Linked DNA regions of Homo sapiens: region 2 is linked to region 1. Evidence: chromatin loops called from intact Hi-C (ENCODE). Cell type or tissue: ascending aorta. All regions are shown on one strand.

Region 1 (8,000 bases):
TCTTAGCATTATTTCTAACTAAAGCAAAATCATCCTCACCTCTGTCACTTCCTGGCCTGGATATAAACTTCGTGAAGACAGGAAGAAAGTCAAGGTAAAATCAAACTTAAAAAATACATCCAAAACCATAGCCCTTAAAAAATATATTTGAGGCTGGGCATGGTGGCTCACACCTGTAATCTCAGCACTTTGGGAGGCTGAGGCAGGCAGATCACTTTAGCCCAGGAGTTCGAGACCAGCCTGGCCAACATGGCAAAACCCTGTTTCTACAAAAAATACAAATATTAGCTGGGCATGGTGGCACATGACTGAAACGCCAGCTACTCACTCAGGAGGCTGAGGCAGGAGAATCACTTGAACCCAGGAGGTAGAGATTGCAATGAGTCAAGATCGTGCCACTGCACTCCAGCCTGGGCAACAGAGGGAGACACCATATCAAAAAAAAAAAAAAAAAAAAAAAAACCGAAAAAAACCATTCAAGGCCGTGCGTGGTGGCTCACACCTGTAATCTCAGCACTTTTGAGGCGGGCAGATGACTTGAGCCCAGGAGTTCAAGACCAGCCTGGCCAACATGGCAAAAGCCCCATTTGTACAAAAAATACAAAAATTATCTGGGCGTGGTGGCACATGCCTATGATCCTAGCTACTCGGGAGGCTGAGGCAGGAGAATCACTCAAACCCAGGAGGCGGAGGTTGCGGTGAGCCGAAATTGCGCCATTGCACTCCAGCCTGGGGGACAGTAAGACTATGTCTCAAAAATAAATAAATACATTCAAAAACTATAATGATGACAAGATGGCGATGATGGCAATTGATTTTCAAGGGTGGTTACACATGTGAGTTCAATAGCCTTCCACCCCTCCCGCCCTCCCTAGCAAAGAAAAGCTTACTACCCTCAGGCAGCCAGCTATGCCCATACCTCAAAATGCCCCTGGCAACCGTTAACTTCCAAGAGTCCCTGTGACCCCCCCAGAGAGCTGTTACCTAAGCACTGGCCTTCCAGAAGCCAATATCCGTCGGTGCAGGAGCAGGTGTACCCGCCTTCAGTATTGATGCAGATCTGGGTGGGGTTGCACTGGTGGGAATCTGTTGCACACTCGTCCACATCTGTAATACAGACATAGTCCAAAGAATGTCACTCACATCCATCTAGAGCCCTGGAGCCACCAGGGGTGCCAGTGGCTCATCTTGGCTGGGAGGCAGTTAATAAGGTCACTAGGTTACACCCAAGGAGGTGGCAGTGCTTCCCCGATGGGCACCTCTAGGAGACACTGACCTCTACTGAAGGCTGAGCTAGTCTGCTCACCAGAAATCCACAAAGGGAAATGGCCAAGAAGGGAACCCTTATCCTCAGGAATCCTTCTGCCATCCTATGCCATTGCTCTTTGAAGGTGCATTACCTTGACAATAACCATTACTTGATTTAGAAAGCCATTTTGTATTAGGCTTGTTCATTCATATGTTAAACAGGGGTCTGCTGCGTACCTACTGTGTGCACAGGACTATGATAAACACCACTGAGAACAAAACAGAAGTAAAGGAAATGTCCCCAGCTGGGCATGGTGGCTCACGCCTGTAATCCCAGCACTTTGGGAGGCTGAGATGGGTGGATCATCTGAGCTCAGGAGTTCAAGACGAGCTCAGGCAACATGGTGAAACCCCGTCTCTACTAAAAATTAAAAATTAGCCGGGCCTGGTGGCATGCGCCTGTAGTCCCAGCTACTCAGGAGACTGAGCTGGGAGGATCGTTTGAGCCCAGGAGGTGGAGGCTGCAGTGAGCCGAGATCGCACGACTTCACTCCAACCTGGGAGACAGAGTGAGACCCTGTCTCAAAAAAAAAAAAAAAAAAAAAAAAAGTTCCCTGCCAACAGAAGCTGGCAGTCCAGTTGCTTAATGGTATTCACCCGTGAAAATCTTTCGGTCTGAAGCTCTCCAGTCTTCGCTCCACTCCATAGTTCCTGGGGCTAATCTCTGTCTGTCCTCTGCTCACAGCAAGTCTCTCTATGCTGCTCTAGAGCCCACTGCCATCTGTCTGGTGGCATGAAGATACTTGCATCCACCTCGGTCCCTTCTTAACTTAGAGCTTCAGAGCACAGATATCGAGCCATATTCATGGTCATTCCCAAGCCATCTGGTGTGGACAGTCAGTGCTCAAAACTGTTTGTTGAAACTGAAACATCCTCCTCCCCTTTCTCCCCTGCACTGCACTTTAGGGGAGAGCGCCCAAGATCCTGAAATGGACCTCCCGATGCCACACTCTCACTTTGACCTAAAGGAAGAGACTTTTCATTAAATATTCACACATTAATTTACTCCACAAGGATCCACGGTGCCTCCTGGATCTGCCTGGTCCAGAGGACCCCAAAACCTTTTCTCCTTGTCAGCCCTGCCTTCACCTGCACCTTGGTGGGTCACCTTCCCTCCCCTCTTCATTCCTGCATCAGGGTTTGCTCATCTACACCTTTTCTCCACCTTCACCGAATGGACCATGGTGCAGTCGGAAGTAATACTGAAAGCTGCAATTCACTGAGCCTGTGTTATGTGCCTGACACCTACCTTGTTACTTGTATTTACTCTCACATCACCCTGTGAGGTGGGCTCACAATCCCCATTTTACAGATGGGAAAACTGAGTGGAAAGAGCTAGTAAGCACCAAGCCAAGAGCTGAGTCCAGGCCTCCCTGCCTGCCTGACTCTAAGTCTACTCCGTGCAGGTCTAACAGAGGTCATGCCACCCAGGACCAAGCAGATTCAGGGGGGAGCTGGCAGACTGGGCTGAGGGAGGGCTGAGCTTTTGTTGCTTTTTACTGACCCCACTCCCACGCTGTCTGCCTCCTGACACTGCAGATTGCAGACTTGATCATCATCCATTCAGTTGGCTTCTTTGAATACGTACGGTGGGGATGGGGGTGTCTAAGACCCAAAAGTGCAAGCTCCTTGAGGGCAAGGGCCTTGTGTAGCATAGGGCTTTGTGAGCTTCAGTAAAACGTTCAACTGGGTGAGCAGTGGTCCCTCGGCTTCAGGTGATATGGCTACAAATCCACCATCCACCTGCAACAGCCCAACACTAACAACGCTGATCAGTCCCCACCCTACCCCAAAATGACAGCTGTCTGGGAATCCTATGGAAGTGGCTTTCCCTCCTCTAAACATGAACGACCTCCAAGAACCTAGTGCCAAGATGACGGCAGCCTCCACTCCACCCTGATGTTAAGCATGTGCAGCCTCAGTGGCAAAGACCCAGCCCTGTTCTCAGCTGCAAGGACTCCAGCCTCCCCTTTGCCTCCCTTCCATGCAGCTCTGCCCACCGAGCACAGCCTCCCAGGGGAGCTGGTGAATAATGCTTGGCCAGAAGCTGCTCCTGCTCAAATCCACAGTGAAGTCTATGACAATAAATAGTGCCACTATCGGCTGGTGCGTATTTACATTTTCCCAGCAGGGAGTGATGGATGGCAATTGTGTGCTGGGAACAACACTGCCTTAGGAATTTCTGTTCTTTTTCCTGCCTTGAGGGGAATGAAGGGTGAGGGTGACCAACACAGGAGAAGAATCACTGGAGAGGCTTGGTGGCAGCAAGTTCCCAAGCCTCTGTGCTTGCGTAATTTGCATCCCACACAACTGTGCCTGCCAAGTCCTACAGAGAGAAACCAGACGCATGCCAGCAGGCCAGGCTGGACTCAGAAGGGCACAAAGGGCCCCATCGTGGGCATGTGTGCGAAGTATTCAGGCCGAAGATCAAAATCCTTGAAGTTCACTCTTTTAAAAACTCCAGCACTTTTACTGAACTAAAGAATTAACTCAGCCAGGCGCAGTGGCTCATGCCTGTAATCCCAGCACGTTGGGAGGCCAAGGTGGGTAAGATTGCTTGAGTCCAGGAGTTTGAGACCAGCCTGGGCAACATGGCAAAACCCTGTTTCTACTAAAAATACAAAAAATTAATCGGGTGTGGTGGCGCATACCTGTAGTCCCAGCTACTCAGGAAGCTGAGGTGGGAGGATCACCTGAGCCCAGGAAGTTGAGCCTATGGTGAGCCAAGACTGCACCACTGACCTCTAGCCTAGGCAACACAGCAAGACCCCATCTCAAAAAATAAAAGAATTAACTCAGTTATACGACACTTTTGTATTTGTTTTGTTTAAAATACAGATTTTAAAATTAAAATTTTAACTTTCACTAACTTGTTTAATGAATTGTCAATAGAAACTATATTTTGAGACGTCAATAAGTCCCTGAAGTTTTTTTTGGCGGGGGGGGCGGAATCTCTCACCTTTATAGCCTGAAAACACACCTGGTGTAATGCTGTGTCCCTGGTAATGTTCAAGAACTATTGAATGAATGAACACATGAACGGCAAACATCAATCCCTCGCAGCCCCCAGAAAGGTTTTTCCAGCCAACTAGCTGACAAGCCCATTTGGGTGTGTGTACTTTAAAAACAGCCACCACCACGCCAACCACTGTCAGCTTACACACCTGATGGAGCTAAAACTGGAAGTGTTCACACGGTGGGCTTTCTCGGGGGGAGGCTGAAAGACTCATCACACATTCCAGCTCACAGCGGAACTTCTTACATTAAATACATTTGACTTAAATCACAGAAGGAAAAATACATTGAATCACTCCAAGGACATTCTTTGGCAGGGCCTCCCTTTCCGCATCAGTGGAAAAGTACAAGCTATGACAACCTGAGCAAGGGTCAGTATCCTCATGGGCAAACAGGGTCTGCTTTCTTTTCCTGTGCAGTAGTCAGGAAGAGTCCCCTAAGAGAAAAGAATGCTGGGTGCATTCAATCCTTTATTCATTCACTTGCTCACTCATTCATTCATTCATTCTTTTTTTTTTTTTTTTTTTTTTTGCGACGGAATCTCGCTCTGTCGCCCAGGCTGGACTGCAGTGGCGCAATCTAAGCTCACTGCAAGCTCTGCCTCCCGGGTTCACACCACTCTTCTGCCTCAGCCTCCCGAGTAGCTGGGACTACAGGTGCCCACCACCACGCCCGGCTAATTTTTTTGTATTTTTAGTAGAGATGGGGTTTCACCATGTTAGCCAGGATGGTCTCTATCTCCTGACCTCGTGATCTGCCCGCATCGGCCTCCCAAAGTGCTGGGACTACAGGCATAAGCCACCGTGCCCGGCCCCCATTCATTCATTCTTTATGCTCTACAGCGGCTGTGTGTTCGTGTGTGTGTGTGTGTGTGTCCTCCCCAGCCTCCATGACCTTTGGAAGAGCTGGCATCAAGCATATTCCCTCCCGCTGTATGGTACCCAGAAGCAGACTTTACTGGGAGTTCTCTCATCTCCCTGCTCCCTCCTGGCTGCTGTCACACCAGTCGGGTGCCTGGGCACTTGGAGGATTCTGCCACAGCAACCATAGCTTGGCTCCCCACAGGTGAGGCAGTGACTATCTGCTGCCCAGATGACCAGCACCCTGGCAACTGGAGGAAAGCGCTCACCAGCTCTCCCAGAACCTGGAAAAGCCCAGCACTGCCCCTGCCAGGAAGAAGTCGTCATCTGCATCAAGCAGCACAGCTCTGGTGACCTTGCAGTCTCACCTGCACTGGCACCTCTCCCTTGAGACATCCACAGAGTGGCCTTCTCAATCTGAAACAACTGCTCACTTAGGAAAGTCATCAAAACCCATCAATATCACCTCCTCGATGCCTTCCAAGGAGGCCATAGACAGAAAGGGCTTTCAGGCCCCAGGACAGTGGCCTACATATTTGGGAAACTCTTTTAGGATTTCATACCCTTAGCTATGTCTCACATTCCCCAGCCAGACAGTAAGCTTTACGTGGGCAGATATGCAAAGACAAGGGGAATAAAGGGATGTCCCTCAGGCTGGTGTGTTTTAAAGGAGTAAAAGAATGTCCTTCAAGTACAGAAAAGATCTTACAAAGGCACCAGATGAAGAAACTGGCCTCAACACATCAAAATACAACTGTCCAACAATCTCGGGGACAACAAAATGAACAGAACCTTCCATTGTGACTCACGGACAGCACAGGAAAGGGCCACAGCCCACACATCTGCTGACCGTTCCAGTCCTTGGAGCAGGACTCTGCAGAGGAAGCCAGTGGTGATTGGCACTCCTCTCCTTCACTGTATGGAGTTCTCAGACAGCTTCGTGGGTATTACATTGTTGATTTATGCCCATTTTATGTCCTCCCCTTGGGAGTGGGCTGGTTCTCAGAAAACATCACACAACCCACTTTTCTATCCCATATAAAAGTAATGGTTCCAAGTATGATCTTAGTATTAACTCACAGATTATTAAATAAAATCTCTATAGGCAGTTATAACAGACTTAATATATCACATTAAATATGCATAAATATGTTCAAATATAAATAACATGCATATGTATGATAGCTATGTGTTATATTTGAATGCACATATTATATACATATATGTATTTACAGTTCAGCATTTATTCCTGAAAGTTGAAAATACTTTGTTTTCATAACACAAATTCTAACAGAAATAAAATGTCCTTTAAAAACTGTACAAAACAAAACAAAACACTAATGGTTCCCCATGCCCATAGGGAGAACATTTTCTAGGTCATTCTCCAAGCACCAAAGTTTAAAAGAAAAATACACCAAAGGGCTGAGAACTCCCCAGAAAAGACTAGCAGGTTAAAGAATAAGAACTTTGGGAGCAGACAGAGCTGGGTGTGAATCCAGGCTCCCACATTTGGTAACTAAATAAGGCAGGGCAATTTACTGGATCCTTGGGTGTTCTGCAACAGGGCTGATGTAGCCTGCCTCGTAGGTAGATGTGAGAGTTCATGAATTAACAGGAGCACAGGTGCCAGCCTGACTGCCTGGCACATAGCTCCCTTCCCCGGGGAGGTGCTGTTTCTGACAGCTGTGGAAGATAGAAGAAGGTTGGTCTCTGCCTCCTGCAGATGCTGTTCTAGAATTCACTAAAGACACCAGGATGACAGCCCAGGGGTTTCATGGGCTATAAGCATGGTTAGTTCTGTGATTCAACTACAGCCAAAGCCAGGGACTTCTCCCCCTTGAGCCCCAGGCATATGGCGGGAGATCTGGACAAGAGGTAAGGAAAGCCAGGGTACATTCCTTCATGGAGTCTCCATCTCCACCTCTGCACCCAGGCATCTCTGGGCCCATCTATGATTCTATAATTGTAGGCATCCAAAAGCATAAAGGTACGTGTGCCTAATGGCCATGTATGATCAACCTTTTCACAATCTGATTCTTGCCTCTTCCCATGCCTTCTTTGCTCCAATACTGTGAACAGGCAAGGTCTGACTTTGTGAGCCTGTGTACCTAACGTCGGCTGAATATCTCAGTTCTTGTGTGAGAACGGCCATCAGCCAAAGGGAAACATTCTCACTGGGTGACACTGGGAGAAGCTTTCCAAGAGCCCTTGGAAGACACACCTTTCCAAGGCCTCCACTCTTCCTTTTTTGGATATGGCAAAAATCATTTCCTTGGTAGTAAATTTTTACCCAGTGAAATAACATGTTTTCCCAGCCCATTTTTGTTCCTTCCTTGCTCAAGCTAATGGGGCTTGATAAGAAAGAAGAAAACAACAATGGCACATTCCTACACCTCCAAGTGAAGCCAGTTTCAGGCCTGCTGCTGGGCTGGGTCGGTGCCATTTTTCAGCAAGACGAGCCCAGCCAAGGCTGGAAGCTACACAGGACCTACTTCCCAAACACCTGTTTAATTAAAGATCTCAGCGTTGGAGAACTCGCTGTCGAATTCCTAGGGCATCTGCACTCCATGTGTCTTACGGTCCTGGCCAATCTCTAGGAGCCAGATCTTTCTGTGTTTACAGCACTTTCCCCAGCACTTGAGATTAAGCATGGAATACAAAGTTTGTTCATTTTGCGCCTCTGATTAGGCAACAAATATGTGATCCATTTTCCAAACAACAAAATATCCTTCCCTCTTGAATGAAACCAGCTGGAATCCAGGTCCCAACCTCTCCATGGATTCTCTTTCTCTATCCCTAAAGCGAGAGCTGGAGGAG
Region 2 (8,000 bases), 84 kb after region 1:
TACAGAAAGATAGCAGAAAAACAGAGGTCAAGCTTAGCTAACCTACCTCCAACCCCCACCTTCCCTTTCCCTGAGACTTCCCTTCTCCTACCTACTTTCCTCTAAAATTAGTAATTTGTATATTGATTACATGTCTATATAATAATTTGGTTATACTGGGTTATATATAAAATATATATGTGTGTATATATATTTGAGACAGGGTCTTGCTCTGTTGCCCAGGCTGTGGCATGATCACAGCTCACTGCAGCCTCAAACTCCTGGGGTCAAGCCATCCTCCTGCCTCAGCCTCAGGAAATAGTTGAGATTACCAGTGTGCACCACCACAACCAGCTAATTTCTAATTTTTTGTAGAGATGGGGTCTCACGATATTGCCTGGGCTGATCTCAAACTCCTGCGTTCAAGTAATTCTCCTGCCATAGCCTTCCAAAATGTTGGGATTACAAGTGTGAGCCACTGTGCCTGTCCCTATATAAAACATATTATCAAACAATTTCACCTATAGCTTTTTACTGTTTTAACATGGCCACTAAAAAATTTAAAATTGCACGTGGCTCACAGTATATTCCTACTGGACAGTACTGCTTTTAGAACATAACCAGGATATAACACTACTCTATACTATCTCTTATTTTAAAAAGAGAGGCTGGGCGCAGTGGCTCACGCTTGTAATCCCAGTGCTTTGCGAGGCCGAGGTAAGCATATTGCTTGAGCTCAGGAGTTTGAGACCAGCCTGGGCAACATAGCAGAACCCTGTCTCTACAAGAAATACAAAAATTAGTCGGGTGTGGCGGCATGAACCTGTAATTCCAGCTACTTAGGAGGCTGAGGCGGGAGGATCGCCTGAGCCCAGGAGGCAGATATTGCAGTGACCTCAGATTGTGCCACTGCACTCCGGCCTGGACAACAGAGCGAGACCCTGTCTCCAAAAAAAAAAAAAAAAGAGAGAGAGAGAGAGAAAGTGAAATGACAGACATCTTCAGAGTAAAATTCACAAAGCAGAGCTGAGCCTGATAAAAATTTTAGTAAAATAAAGTAGAAAATTTTAACTTTGCTCTATGAAAAACTGATCAAGAAATCAAACTGCGTAGAAGTCCAAATCAAAAATACTTTCTTGATGAAAACTTACTAAGATTGGTATGGTTTTTATTAAAGTCTCTGTATTCAGAAAGGTAGAGTCAAAACATCCTTAAGGCGAAAATGACAGGGTTAAAATTTCCTAAACTCACTATCAGAACATACAGTTTGTCCCTGAGCTAATGTGATGTGGAATGCAAAGGGCTGTTGCAAACTCAAGCAGTAGTTAGAATGTACTCTGATATTTGAGTCTAGGGGGAAAAACTCAGAATTTAAGGGACGGTGCTAGAAGGATGGTATTAACTATGAGGGGTTTGGAAAGGAAAAGAAAGTCAAACACCTACTACAAAGGTCCCTACAGATGCCTCTTTTTCTTCAAGCACCCTTATTTTCCTCCCATCAGAGATTCTGAATATTTCTCTACAAAAACTGAACCCTAATTCAAACCACAATTTGAAATCAGAACTGTATTTATATGGGCAGGGAAAATATGGTTATTCAGAAATGAGTTTTAAGCCAAATAAAATATTTCTGTGAAATAATCTCACATGCCAAAATAATTTTTTGGAAGTTAAAAAAAAAAAAAGGTGGAGGGGGGAACTTTAAAAGTTCAGCAATAAAGCAACTGAGATTTAGTCTAGTTTGGAGAAAGAGTTACTCTACATCTGTGACATAGTAAAACTTGCCATATCAGAGTCTCTTCTCTGGAACACCTAGACATGGTGCCATGGTCTTCAACATTTGGTTTAAAATAAAAATTGAACATAAAATGTAATTGATTGCAACAAATTGGCACATCATAATTTTACATTTCATTTGTAATTAATGACAGTACACTACAATGCTGCCTTCAGAGAACATCTTAAAATGAATCATACTACATCTTAAAATGAATCATACTGCTTACAAAGTCATTTGGATATTTCATGAGTAAGCTCCTGTAGGCAAGATCCAAGTCAGATTTACTGAACAGTCACCTGACTGAGAAAAAAAAGGAACACAGAACTTGAGAGTCAGAAGTGGATATGAATCATGGTCCTATCACCAGGGCCAGACTTTGTTGCCTATTTTGTAAAATGAACATGCTTATCTCAAAGAATTTGATAGAATCAACTGAATGATCAAATGTGACTTTTCTAAATAGTAAAGTGCTACATAAAGCATTAGTACTTATCATCCAATTTCTTAAAATAACTAAAAAGTTCATATTTCAATCTAGCCTGAATCAGTATCACATATATTACTCTGTTTAATGTTAATATTTTGTGAGGTTTTCCCCCCTCCATTTTGCATGTTTGTCATCTTTGAGGCCAAGGAGTCAACAGAAGGAAGAAAAAAATGTTAGAAAGATGATTTCACATACATATATATATGTCAATAAATAAATTGCATCTGGTGTCTTATCTGCATCTGGATACCTTAAAACTAAATTTAAATCTGATACAATATTAAACCTAATAAGGAAATTTAACCTCTTCATTTAATTAAATATAATCAAAGCAAAAGCTAGAAATTAGATCTTTTTTATTACAGAATTTCAAGTTATACAAGATCACTTTTAACATCAAATTTTATATGTATATTATATATATATATATATATATATTTTTTTTTTTTTTTTTTTTTTTTGAGACAGAGTCTTACTCTGTCACCCAGACTGGAGTACAGTGGCGCCCCAGCTCACTGCAACCTCCACCTCCCAGGTTCAAGCAATTCTCCTGCCTCGGTCTCGCGAGTAGCTGGGATAACAAGCGCCTGCCACCACGCCTGGCTAATTTTTGTATTTTTAGTAGAGACGGGGTTTCTCCATGTTGGCCAGGCTGGTCTTGAACTCCTGACCTCAAGTGATCCACCCACCTCAGCCTCCCAAAGTGCTGGGATTACGAGTGTGAACCACCGCACCCGGCCCAAATAATATATTTTTAAAAGATATTATACTATTTGCAATTTGAGGTTAAGCTTTACAAGCATCTGTTTTGTCTTTTTTGTTGTTGTTTTTTTAGACAGAGTCTCGCTCTGTCACCCAGGCTGTAGTGCAGTGGCACACCCTCTGCTCACTGCAACCTCTGCCTCCCAAGGTTCAAGCGTTTCTTGCACCTCAGCCTGCTGAGTAGCTGGGATCACAGGCATGTGCCACCACACCTGGCCAATTTTTTTGTATTTTTAGTAGAGACAGGCTTTCACCATGTTGGCCAAGCTGGTCTCCAACTCCTGACCTCAAGTGATCCATCTGCCTCAGCCTCCCAAAGTGCTGGGATTACAGGCATGGGCCACCGTGCCCAGCCCTGCTTTGTCTTTTAACTCAATTATTTTCAACTGTATCCAACACAGAATTTGAAGGTCTAGAGTATATGGTAAATGTTTTGTTGTCCCATAATCATAATTGTTCACTGCTGAGTGAAAAGTATCTTTTAAAATTCTAGGCCAGGCCCAGTTGCTCATGCCTCTTGTAATCCTAGCACTTTGGGAAGCCAAGGCAGAAGGATCATTTGATGCCAGGAGTTCAAGACCAGCCTGAGCAACATAGACAAACCGTCTCCACAAAAAAAAAAAAATAAGATCCTGCCTCTTAAAAATAAAAATAAACTTCTACTTCTTAGCAATGAACTCACAGGAAAAGAATTATATTAATACAGTATAACTTCATTAATCTGAATTCCACTAGATCAGAATCTGTGATTGGTTGAGGTCTACTGGATTATTTGTAGACCAAATTTGGATTATTCACCAGAGTTACTATGTACACTTGATTTTATATAAATATTTTTAATATAACCAAATCAAATTTATTTTTCCTCACCATTCTCTTCCTTTAACCCTTTATTATGAATTCAGATAATCTGAACTATATTTCTCCATATTGAAACAGAACTAATTTTTTAAAAAGAGTAAATATTATGAGTGGTTATATACTTGTTACTCCTCTGGCATGTGAGACAGAATATATATTTAATTTTAAAAGTGTTACAAACTTTCTTACTTTCAGGCGGGAGCCACACATTGGGTACATACGGACATAAAGATGGGAACAGCAGACACTGGAGATACCAGAGGGGGAAAAGGGAGAGGGGGAGAAGGGCTGAAAAACAACCTAATGGGTACTATGCTCACTACCTGAGTGACAAGATCATTTGTACCCCAAACCTCAGTGTCAAGCAGTAATAAACCTATACAAGTAACCCTGTACAGGTACCCTTGAATCCACAAGTTGAAATTAATTTTTTAATGAGATATTTCATGAAAAAATTGCAGATATCCAGGGTCTCTTCAAAGATCTGAAGACATGGCAACACTGGGCCCACATTCCTGCATGGCAGCAGCTGGGCGGAGCTGAGAATCTGCTGCCTCCATAAGAAACACTTCAAATGATCAGTCTTTACCTAGTTTCATGTGCTCTTTTATATTATCATCATAGCCTCAGTTTACAATTTGTGTTTGTGATCCATACTAAGAGATTCTTATTTCCACACGGCAACCCACTTCTACCTCCACCTTTTCAGCACTCCACTCCAACACATGCATGTGCACACATACCCACCACCCTTGGTCATTACTAGTCAACTGTATCTTCAGCCAGTTTCCAGATTATGACACACAGTTTCACAGGAATTCCTCCCTCTGTCTAGAACACTTTTCCCCAACTTTCTGCCTTCTTAGCTATACCTATTCACCATTCAAGTAATTTCAAGTGAGCCCTTCACTAACCTTGTCTACCCTTCCATGCTACCAACACCAAGTACAAAGGATAGCTCTTTCCTTTCTAAACCATTTGTTTCATGTATTTGATGCATGTCATCTTCCCTTCCTGCCTGACTGTAAACCTCCTGAAGGCAGGACCCTTGTCTCCTGTCTTTATTTATATCTTTAGTTCTACTGCAGTGCTTAGCACACAGCAAATAAACAATGAATATTTGAGAAGTAAGTCAAATAATGATTGATTTTCTCTGGGAAAAGAGAATATCTGCAAAGAACAGAACACTGGACAAAAAGAACAATTTATGTTCTGAATTATGAACTCATCCATACATAAAGAAATAAGGGCAAGGACACAAAACACATTAACTCAAAACATTCTTATTGCTATATCATTTACTTTTCCCTTTAAACTTAGAGGAATTTTTTTAAACTGCAATTTCTAAAATACAGTTCAGTTGAAAAAGGTTTAATTATTTACCTAATTGACATACACTTTTTTCTTAACTCATATTTTGGCATTGTCTAGTATACCCAGATGTTTATATCATCAAAATAATTTTTTAACCATTTATGGCAACTCAGAAAACTGCATCTGGTACTTCTTATATGTTTCCTCTAAAATCACCACTTCTGCCAAAAACATCTATAAAGAAATCTCTCAAAAGGTTTGGGTAACAAAGCGTCTGGGAATGTATTTGGCCTGTGTTCAACAGGACATTATATGTTTTCTTGTATAAATCATGTCCTGGAAAACGGAATGTCTTTATTTAAAATAAAAACTTTACCATCCAGCACCGTAAAGGTAGTTCCACGAAAAATATTTTAAGCTTCTTTTATATCTGTAGCTTTAAAACATGTTTTTATGCTTCATATTACAGTAAGTTTTACTGGGACTCATTTTATACATTCTTCTAGATTTTCTTTTAAAAAATGGTCCAAGGAAATTTTCCATTCTCAACTCTTAGGAGACTTTTAAAAGTAGTCATTCAACCTTCTTAAAAAAAAAATCAGTTATGCTGCCCTTTCAGATACAGGTATAAACTAGCAGACAGACCAAAAGATCTTCCTGATGTTAGAACTAAATTTGTATTGCTTATGAAAACTCACTTTTCTTTGCACACCATAAAATTCACCACCTTTCTGAATCATAGTTATCAAAATAACAATATCTTGTGCTTTTTATTTCAATTTATCCAATCATTTTTTTTCTTTTCTTTTTTTTTTTTTTTTGGGACCAAGTTTCACTCTGTTGCCCAGGCTGGAGTGCAGTGGCGTGATCTCAACTCACCGCAACCTCCACCTCCCAGGTTCAGGCAATTCTTGTGGCTCAGCCTCCCAAGAAGCTGGGACTACAGGCATGAGCCACCATGCCTGGCTAATTTTTATATTTTTAGTAGAGATGGGGTATCACCATGTTGGCTAGGCTGGTCTCAAACTCCTGACCTCAGGTGATCCACCCACCTTGGCCTCTCAAAGTGCTGGGATTACAGGTGTGAGCCACCACGTCCGGCCAAATCATTTTCAATTAGCAGGAATTTATGTCAAGGATGATGGCAGAGAACAAGAAGGAAAGGAAAATGTCAAATTTGACCATAAATATAGCAAGATAATGCATTTTAATGGTTCAGTCACAGGTGTATAATTTCTCATCAATAGCAATTCCATGGAATTCTGAACTCTGATCAGCTCAGAGTAGTTAATGAAAACCACTGTCATATGTGCTTCATAGGCCACTCTACTGAGTTTGGATATGGGATGGCATGTGAAGTCTTTGGAACTGTATTGAAGAACACTTTCAGGTAAAATGCTGAAAGAATAATTTTTTAAAAGGAAGGATAGCAGTAATTCTTTTAACAGCCAACACTGTCTATTAAACTATAGTACTTAGGATCGTAGGATTTATTTTCTTCGTTACTTTCCCGGGAAGAGGGATAGAGGGGGAGGGAGACAGGGAGAAATATTTAAACAGTTCCCTACTGCTGGTTTATGTCTCTACTCAAGTTCCTTTTCTCCATGGAATGCTGCCTGACCCTTAATGGGATTCTGGAGGAACTAAATATGCCCTGTCTTATGATCACTGTTGTGCATCACTGTCTTCAATTACTAACCTACGGGGTATCTACACGATGTGTCATTTCCTTAGCTAAACTCCTTGGAAAAGGGATACTATCTAGTATCTCATATAGCACCTAATGGGAAGCCAAGTAGTTGGTTCTCATTAAATATTTAGTGCCTGATAAGCATCTGTCTTCATACTTTTCACACAAGGCCCAAAAATACTCTTAATTCATAAGCACAGATGCACATACATACTCTTAAGAAATGACTGAAATTATCAACAGTCTACTGTTTCAATATTGGCATTATTTGCAACAGCTCTCTTTTTCATATGTTTGACCAGACTGAATCATCTCATCTCTGGTAGCAATGATATAATCAACCATTTGGAATAAAATACTTTTAAAAGTGAGCTTCCTAATATTGTTTAAATGCTGAAACTGTGTATCAATTAATCATTAGTCTACAGATGCTTAGAAGTAACCAATACTTTGCCTTTACGATTCAAGTCTCCATGTACTTTCTTCCAACAAAAGGCAATCTGTCTTTTTCAAAATTGTTTCTCCTGGCAAATATTTTTGCTGTCTGGCCAAGTTTTGTGTTAAAAATAAAGTACAGTATTACAACATCAATCAACATTTAAAGTACTTAATGATCTAGGAGAGAAAATATACAGCGATTCTTTTGAAACAAGTGAGCTAATCAAAGTTTTGTTTACATTATCAAATCAAGAGTGCAGCTTTGAGAAAATAAAATTGCATTTGTATTTAGAGATATAAAAGTGATATTAAAGCACTTAGGTAATATAAGAAAACAGATTGTTAAGAAGAGCTGTAAATGGCAAGAATGACTTACAGACATAACAGAACCAACTGTCTCTTTACACCCCTTCCTGTTTGTGCAACACTGGCCTCTTGCCTGCCCTTTCAAATACCAGTTATACAAGCATAATCAGAGCTTTCTCTGTAGCTAATATTGATTCCACAAAATGAATCCAAAGTTCGTATACGTTTACAATGAATATTAGTATTTTCCACCTAAGCTTTATCATCTATAATCAAGAACATCTGAAAATATTCTACTAGTGGGGGCTTAAATGAGTGTCTGAAAAAGTACTAAATACAGGTTGAGTATCCCTTACCCAAAATGCTTGGAACCAGAAGTGTTT

What was found. Peaks named below come from ENCODE experiments on the same cell type or tissue, not always from the same donor. Only the 100,000 strongest peaks of a DNase experiment are listed, where the experiment ranks them.
Region 2: a loop joins it to region 1, with 2.3 times the contacts of the local background. A loop is called at or near these places in 3 of 110 quality-filtered maps.

The regions. Positions count from the first base shown.
Region 1 is chr14:91,893,966-91,901,965 of GRCh38, forward strand. FBLN5 (fibulin 5) reads right to left here. Exons shown (of 11, transcript NM_006329.4): 5 at 985-1,107. Among named protein-coding and RNA genes, the nearest start is that of TC2N, 30 kb to the left of the region's middle. RefSeq lists an enhancer at 3,146-3,659. In ascending aorta, no CTCF peak of the experiment used is centred here; DNase peaks (open chromatin) are centred at 3,316, 3,616, 4,579, 7,336 and 1 weaker place; H3K4me3 peaks cover 327 bases; H3K27ac peaks cover 8,000 bases.
Region 2 is chr14:91,978,330-91,986,329 of GRCh38, forward strand. All of the region lies in intron 16 of TRIP11 (thyroid hormone receptor interactor 11), which reads right to left. Among named protein-coding and RNA genes, the nearest start is that of FBLN5, 35 kb to the left of the region's middle. In ascending aorta, no CTCF peak of the experiment used is centred here; no DNase peak of the experiment used is centred here; H3K4me3 peaks cover 614 bases; H3K27ac peaks cover 4,556 bases.